Linked DNA regions of Homo sapiens: region 1 is linked to region 2. The links are chromatin contacts, found by Hi-C or POLR2A ChIA-PET in ENCODE. All regions are on one chromosome and are shown on one strand. Each heading gives the region's core, a stretch centred on a gene start or an enhancer-like site at or near the end of the contact. The rest is flanking DNA. Distances are from core to core; before and after follow the strand shown.

Region 1 (3,397 bases), core at 654-3,153, 330 kb before region 2:
GATGCAGGATGATGGTGTTTCCTTTCCTGACCACCTGGTTTTCTATGAGAACAATTCATTGATTCAACTCTAGAAGGATGGGAACCTACTGGAAAAGACTCCAACATGAACAGGATTCTCAGAAAGCAGGCAGGACCTGGCTTGGATCATCCATCAGCTCAGACAACAGAGACTCCAAGGCAGTCCCTCCTCTTGAGCCCTCAGGAATGGTCAACTTCAACCAGCTACCTTAAGTGTAGGGAAAACAAAATCCAGAAAGGTTAAGTGACTTGCCCCAAATGACTCAGCTAATATGCTGTCACCAGTTCCAACTGATCTCAGAATCCACACTCTTTTTCACTAGACCAGTGAAGGCACTAGTAGCTGCTGGATCATGGAGAGGGAAACAGGGCCTTCTGGGGGAACAAAGCAAGCCACAGTTACTGCTAGAGCCAACCAAATCTTTATTAGTCTCGGCAGCAGAACTAATGGAGCCCCCATTTACAGGGGAGCTTTAGTGGGCTAGTCTGGCTACCAGGCAGGGATGTTAGCATTTCTATTGGTGATTGGGATAGAAAGGGGGAAGAGACTGGAAGGGAACCAAAGGGGGAGACTGGTGGACCACCTGAGGGCAGGCACAGATGGGGCTTCCTGGGCTGGTGTAGAGGTGGATCAGGCCCCAGAGGAGAACACTGCCATCTTATTCAGAATGAAGGATGAGACAAAGCCTGAGAGGGTGACAGTCACAGCTACAAAGAGAGGGCCGAGCTCCTGGTGTGAGAGGCATTTCTGGACGGAGGCAGCTTTCTAGGGCTGGAAGTCTCAAATAGAACTCACCTGTTCCCCAACCAGGGGTCCCCAGGTTCAGCTCAATTGTTATCATGGGTACCAGCCAGGAAGCTGTTTGTGGGAAGGATGGGACTTGACTCAGGAGTGTTTTAGGTATGGACATGTGTCAGTATTCACAAAACAGGCAATATATTCATTATAGATGCAATCATGAAACTTCCCTCCAGAGAAGGCTCACATCTCCCCTTTCACCTAGGAAGCTCCTTAGCTTGAAGGCCCACCACGGTCTGATCCCAGCCTCCACCCCAGCCCAAATGAACTCCCATTTAATTCCTTGGACATGCCATGACGTTCACGGCTCTGCATACTTGCCAATAACTGTTCTTCCAGCCTACCTGTCTTGCTCCCTGCCCCACCTGTCCTTGTCAAAGGACTGATAACTCTTCAGCTTTGTCAAGTCCTTGTTTACTCCTGTTCTCCCCACCAGGACTCGAGCTCCCTAAGGAGAGAGCAGAGAGCCCGATTCATGTTGTGTCTACAGCGCCTGGGGAACTCGAAGCCAAATGAAGTCGTATTTGCTGTGCCCTGTTGTGTTTAGAGGAAATGTATCCATAAATGTCTATAACAGATTTTGGGGGTGTCTAGTGGTAGATGTGAAGACTTCAAGCGATGTTTGTACCTGTGATGATAGCTTCTTCCCATGTGGGGATTAAGGGTAGGGAGTGGGGGGAATGGTCCAAACCCGGAAGGAGCTAATGGAGAGGATAGGGCCAAAGTGGGACAGGGCTTGGATGGTAGAGGATGGGGTCCAGGAGGAAGAGGAGTCTAGCAATCCAAGCGCAGGGGTCAGTGCTCCGAGTCCCAGGGCTCAGAACCAGCAGGGCGACCACATGAGCGAGCCCAGCGCCGCCCCAGTGGCGGCTCCCGCAAGCATGCCCATGGCCAGAGGGGCGCCGGCGCTGTAGCAGGGATCCTCCCGCACTATCACGTGCGTCACGCCAGGGCCTGCAGAGGGAGACAGCCCATGAGGATCAGCGACTTAGGAGGGAGTAGAGTGATCTTCGTACCCTTCCTGCATCACTCCAGCCCAACCCAGTGTAAGGCGCCGAACCCACTCTCCTGCTCCCCAGTCAAAGAACAGATCTAGACGCGGGAAGAGCTCCACCCTACGGCTCCCAGGCCTTGGATCGGCTACGGATGTCCCGGAACCTACGGGTCCGCTACGGCAGGCTAGGGCGGAGCAGCGAGGAAACCCTGAGATCGCTAAGCACAACCACCAGGCGCCTAACGATGGGCATTCCCAACCGCCAGGCCCCAGAGCGGGGAGGAGGCAGCATTCCCGCAGTAGCCACCAGGGGCCGCTACCGGCTCAGGAATGGGTATTGCCGACCGCAGGGCTGAGGAGCCATCCCAGAAGGGTGAGGTCAGCTCGAGACGAACGCTGGTTCCAGAGCTCTCCCAGTCTCAGGATGGAGAGGGGCTTGCGGAGAGTTCTGCCTGGGAAAATCCGTGCACGCTAAAAGGATGAAGCCTGGTCCGGACTTACGGACCGTGGGCTGGGCCTGGCGCTGAATCGGTGCTGGATCGAGGCAAGCCCCGGGGCACGCTGGAGACTTACCTGCGTAGGGCGGTCCGTAGTAGCTGCGGACATACGTGGCCTCGTGTGCATTGGGGGGCACCACCTCGTAGTAGTCTTGGTACGGGCTGTAGACGCGCACCTGGGGAATCCAACCATGTCAGGTGCCCAGGAACTCCCTGGCCCGGATTTGGTCCCCTACCCCCACGCCTGGCACAGGCCTCTCTGGGATCCATGGAGCCACCTCCCCAAGTTTAGAAATGGGCCTCCAGCCACTAGCAAGCTCTTGGAGAAAGGCCCTGCCCTCCCCACAAGGTCCACGGTCCTCTAAAACTTCTGCCCTACATCCAGCTCCCAGTGACACCCATTCTCCAACTCTGGCCTCCCACCTAGCTCAAAAAATTCTCTATGGCTCCCAATTTCTCCTTATAGGTAGTCTAATATTTGCTAGCAGCTCTACAATAATGCCACTTGAAAGACCCAGCTCTACTAGTCACAAGGAGGGGAACATGGCCAAGCCCCAGGCCCAGGAAATAAACAGGGGTTGGGGAGGAAGGAAGGGAAAGGAAGGATAGGGATGAGAAGTAACTAAAATACAGTTATGCGTCTTTTAAACAACAGGGATACAGTCTGAGAAATGCGTCCTTAGGCAATTTTAGTTATGTGAATATCATAGAGTGTACTTACAAACAAACCTAGGTGGCACACACCTAGAGTATATGGTATATCCTATTGCTCCAAGCCAACAAACCTGTTCAGCAGGCTACTGCCCTGAATACTGTAGGCAATTGTAACACAATGGTATTTGTTATCTAACTAATCATATATAAATGTAGAAAATGTAATGCATTGCCCTACGACATTATCATGGCTACAACATCACTAGGTGATAGGAAATTTTCAGCTCCATTATAATCTTATGGAACCACCTTTGTATATGTGGTCCATCATTGACCCAAAATTGTTAGGCTGCACTAGGCTGTAACGATTATTGAGCACCTACTATGTACCAGGTCCTGAAGGAAGTGATCACGTGTGTTACACCACCTCTAA
Region 2 (3,511 bases), core at 12-2,511:
CAGGCCAGATGAGGTCCAGCCAAATGCCAGCATTAATCACCAATTTGTGAGTGAGGATGCCTTCAAGGTAATTCCAGCCCAGCACTATCCGACCACACTGCATGACTCTCAGTGAGAAGTGCCTAGCTGAGGAAACTGAGGATCAGGGAGGTGGAGGAGCCATGGTCACACAGGCAGTGAGTGGAAGAGACGGAATGTGAACCCAGGGTCCTTCATATGCTGACAGGAGAAATGAAGGAAGGGGATGATTTCTGCACAGGCTAGATTTCATCTATTGCCCCAGAGGGGTCCAGCTGGGACTCCAACCTCACCACTCCTTCCAGAAACTGTCCCTGCTGGCTGAAAGGAGGATGGAGGTGGTAGCCCTCATTCCTTATGCTGGGACTCAGGCCCGACTTCTAACTGCTGAACCTTGCTGGTGCACTCTTAGCCCAGAAGGGACCCCCGTACCCACTGCGCTCCCAGCCCCCTCCTAGACCTCTGGGAATGAGGTGTGCTCACTGTATCCTTGGTGGGAGCTCATGTATACAGCTGGCTAATGTTTAGTGAGGCACTGTTTCTCATGTATTATCTCATTTAGTCCTCACACCAGTCCTCTGAGTTATGTATTCCTGTTATGGCCATTTTACAGATGAGGAAACAAAGGCTCCAGGAAGCAAAGCAACTTGCCTGAGGTTATGAAGTCAGGATGTGGCAAAGCTGGGATTTGACCCCAAGTAACTGGCATATCAGAGAAGCTGAGTGACCTCACCAGGGTCACAGAGCACATTAACAAGAAGTCAAGCCAAGCCCAGAGCACCTTGAATGAGAAGGTAGGAGGCTGTATTCTCTTCCATGGATGGCTGGGAGTTAGATGGAAATAGGACGGTCTCAATGTCTGCTCCCTGCTTTCCACAACCAGAAGATCCATAAGAGCAGAGACCAGGTCTCTTGACATACAGTAGGTGTACAATACTTATCTATTGACTGTCTTGCTTTGCAACTTTAGCCAAATTCCTCTCCACTCTGGGATTCAGTTTCCCCCTCTGTAAACAAATGGGGGAGAAGGGAAGGTGTAGATGGATTCTAAATTCCCCACCAGGCTTCCTGGCAGCAGAGGTGGTGGGGGTGAGGTCATGCTCAGAGGTGGAGGATGGACAGCTTGACCTTCCTTCCTGATTTCAGGCTTCAGGATTAAGCCTATGGCTCCAGTGAGGAAGCTGAAGCCCCAAGAACTGCACTTCCACCAGACGCCCACAGGTGGCAGCAGAGGCCCACATGGCAGGGGCTGTGGTGCATGTGGTTTGAATTTAACTGGTGGGTTTTTTTTTTAATGTGGGTTTTTTCCCTTTCTTTCTTCTCTGAGATCCGCCCCCCTCCCTCCCAATTTCAAGAAGATACAGCTGGACCTTCCAGGCTGGGAAGGAAAAGTTTCTCATTATGGATAATAGCGGGAAGCAGGAGGTGGGGCTTGAGAAGTAGATGGATAGACAGACCCCCAACAGATGTGAAAAACATCTTAGGAGCTCAGAAGCTTTGAATGCAATCATCCTCTCAGCCCAAGAGGCTGGGACTGTCACCCCCATTTTACAGGCAGAGAAACCAGAACCCAGATCTTCTGGGTCCCACATCTGAGTCTGAGCAGGGGAGGTTGCCCTGCCCTTGGCAGTCGAGAAGGACCCCACTGGTAATCCCATGAGGCCTTAGGGTAGGTAGGACTTGCTAAATCTGGCAACTCCTGCTTTAGGGCTCCCAGGAAATGCACCCACCTTCCCCTATGCACACTTCTGCCTACATACTGGCCTGGCCTGTGGTCCCAGCCCTGGCTTAAAACCTATGAATGAGATGACCTCCAGGGGCCCTCCTCTCCCAGCTCTAAAAGTTATTTCATTCAAAATGTCTAACACTGGCTCAGCACCAGACCAGTGCTCAGGGAATCAGGCCCTGTGGCCCAGGACCACCACCGTTCAGCCTCTGATTCCTGACCTGCACAGAGCACTGGAAAGCAGGGATCCCTTCCCTATCCTCCACCCAGTTCCCCAGCCTGCAGGGGGGCTGGGATCGTGGGAACGGAAGTTATCCAGGGTCTGTTTCCAGCCCCTCTTGTTCTCTCCCTCCCTCAGACCCAGGAGCAGGGGGAAGGGCTGCAGTCATGTGTTGTCGGTGGGATGGGGTGTCCTGCCTCTGGTGCAGAAGATGACTCACTGGGCTGTGGGCCAGGCACCCTGGGAAAGGCCAGGTCAGCCTCAGCCAGAGCCCCAAGGAGCTGAGGCAGGAAGGAGGGGGCCAGAGCCTGCCTCGGCTGAAGATAAATCCTGGGGGCTCTTGAAGCCCCACAGCCAAAAGAGGCTGTCTTCCCCACTTACCATAGTGCCAGAAATTCTATTCATGCCACCAGAGACCTAGGGAAGCCTGAAGTGCAATCAGCCCCCAGCAGCCTACGTGTGTGACCTCCCAGCCTCTCCTCTAGCCAGGCTGGTCTCTTCACCACTGTCCAACCCCAGTCTCCTCCCCACCTCTCCATCTTTGTGTAGACTGCTCCTCTGCCTGGGCTGCCCTCCTTGCTCTTGGCCCTGTTTAAACGCCATCTAACTTTTATGCTCTGCCTCTTCCTGGAAGTTTCTTTTAAGTCCTCCACCCTCCCTGACCTATCCCTGCTATAGACCAGGGCACTGACCAAACTGCCTGGTGCTAATTCCCCAATCAGCAGCCTCCTTTTTGGCATATTGAAAGACCTACTATATGTCAGGCTTGCACTCAGGCAAGCTGCCCAGGTACTAAGGGACATATAACAAAGTCTGTGAGCTCCAAAAGGGAGGGTGCACTTCTGCCTTGTTCCAGCAGCTTCCATGCCTACAACAGAGACTGACCCACAGTTAAGTGCTCAGTTCACATTTGTGAATTTGAGGATGAATGAAAGCAAGTATCAGTGTAATTAATGTGCACTGATTAGTTTAGAATGTCCATGTTCAATCCTCTCTTGAAGGAGGGAGGCAGAGAAGGGACCATTTCTACGCATTTGATATATGGGCACAGAGGCTCAAAGAGGAAATGTCTCATGACCCCCAGGGTGGCAGACAGTCAGCTGAGCTAGAACCAGACCAGACCAGGCCTCTGGAGCTCTCCCACTGTAGCTTGTCCAGAGAGGCCCAACCAGCTGGGTTGCACTGTGGCCCCTACCTCCCCTACTCCCACCCTGTTCCAGGACCCGGGTGACACTCTGAGGGGAGAGTAAGTTCTACCCATCAGTCGGTCACTCCAGCCCTGCCCCTGGGGACTCTGGCATAACCCAGAGCCGAGGGAAGCCCCCTCCCATCACACCAGGCAAGCATAGGGTGGTCAGGATGTCCAGGGGCAGTGACCATGCCCGTTCAATTATCCCTCCACCCTAGCCTCTGGAAGAAGTGGTCTCTGCCTCTGGCTGACCAACAGCAGCTTGGGCTTTTAGGCCTTACTGAATTTATCCACCAATGGTGACCAGCCCTAATGCCTGGACAGCGATAGTTACGTGTGAGTGCGCGCGCGCGTGCAT

Evidence for each region. A loop is a pair of places that touch in the nucleus more often than their neighbours do. ChIA-PET counts read pairs that join two places held with the same protein, here RNA polymerase II (POLR2A). Pooled maps may share reads with other maps.
Region 1: a loop to region 2 is called in a pooled map, with 3 times the contacts of the local background. The contact joins two enhancer-like sites. A Hi-C loop is called at or near these places in 3 of 168 maps with a recorded cell type or tissue (Ramos, adrenal gland and heart left ventricle) and 4 of 50 pooled maps. POLR2A ChIA-PET finds 5 or more read pairs at or near these places in 2 of 52 experiments (HEK293 and Panc1).

Annotation. Positions count from the first base shown.
Region 1 is chr11:73,659,842-73,663,238 of GRCh38, reverse strand. It overlaps PLEKHB1 (pleckstrin homology domain containing B1), which reads right to left. Exons shown (of 8, transcript NM_021200.3): 7 at 2,387-2,486; 8 at 420-1,773. The coding sequence ends at 1,637. Among named protein-coding and RNA genes, the nearest start is that of PLEKHB1, 15 kb to the right of the region's middle. RefSeq lists enhancers at 1,271-2,113, 2,114-2,958 and a silencer at 2,037-2,208. Within about 2 kb of position 1,903, at least 5 of the 41 ENCODE cell types and tissues checked have a DNase peak (open chromatin) inside an H3K27ac peak, as active enhancers do.
Region 2 is chr11:73,333,366-73,336,876 of GRCh38, reverse strand. The region is part of intron 1 of ARHGEF17 (Rho guanine nucleotide exchange factor 17); the gene reads right to left. LOC124902710 (a long non-coding RNA gene) reads right to left here. Exons shown (of 2, transcript XR_007062774.1): 2 at 1-3,511. Among named protein-coding and RNA genes, the nearest start is that of ARHGEF17-AS1, 26 kb to the right of the region's middle. RefSeq lists an enhancer at 2,896-3,511. Within about 2 kb of position 1,261, at least 7 of the 41 ENCODE cell types and tissues checked have a DNase peak (open chromatin) inside an H3K27ac peak, as active enhancers do.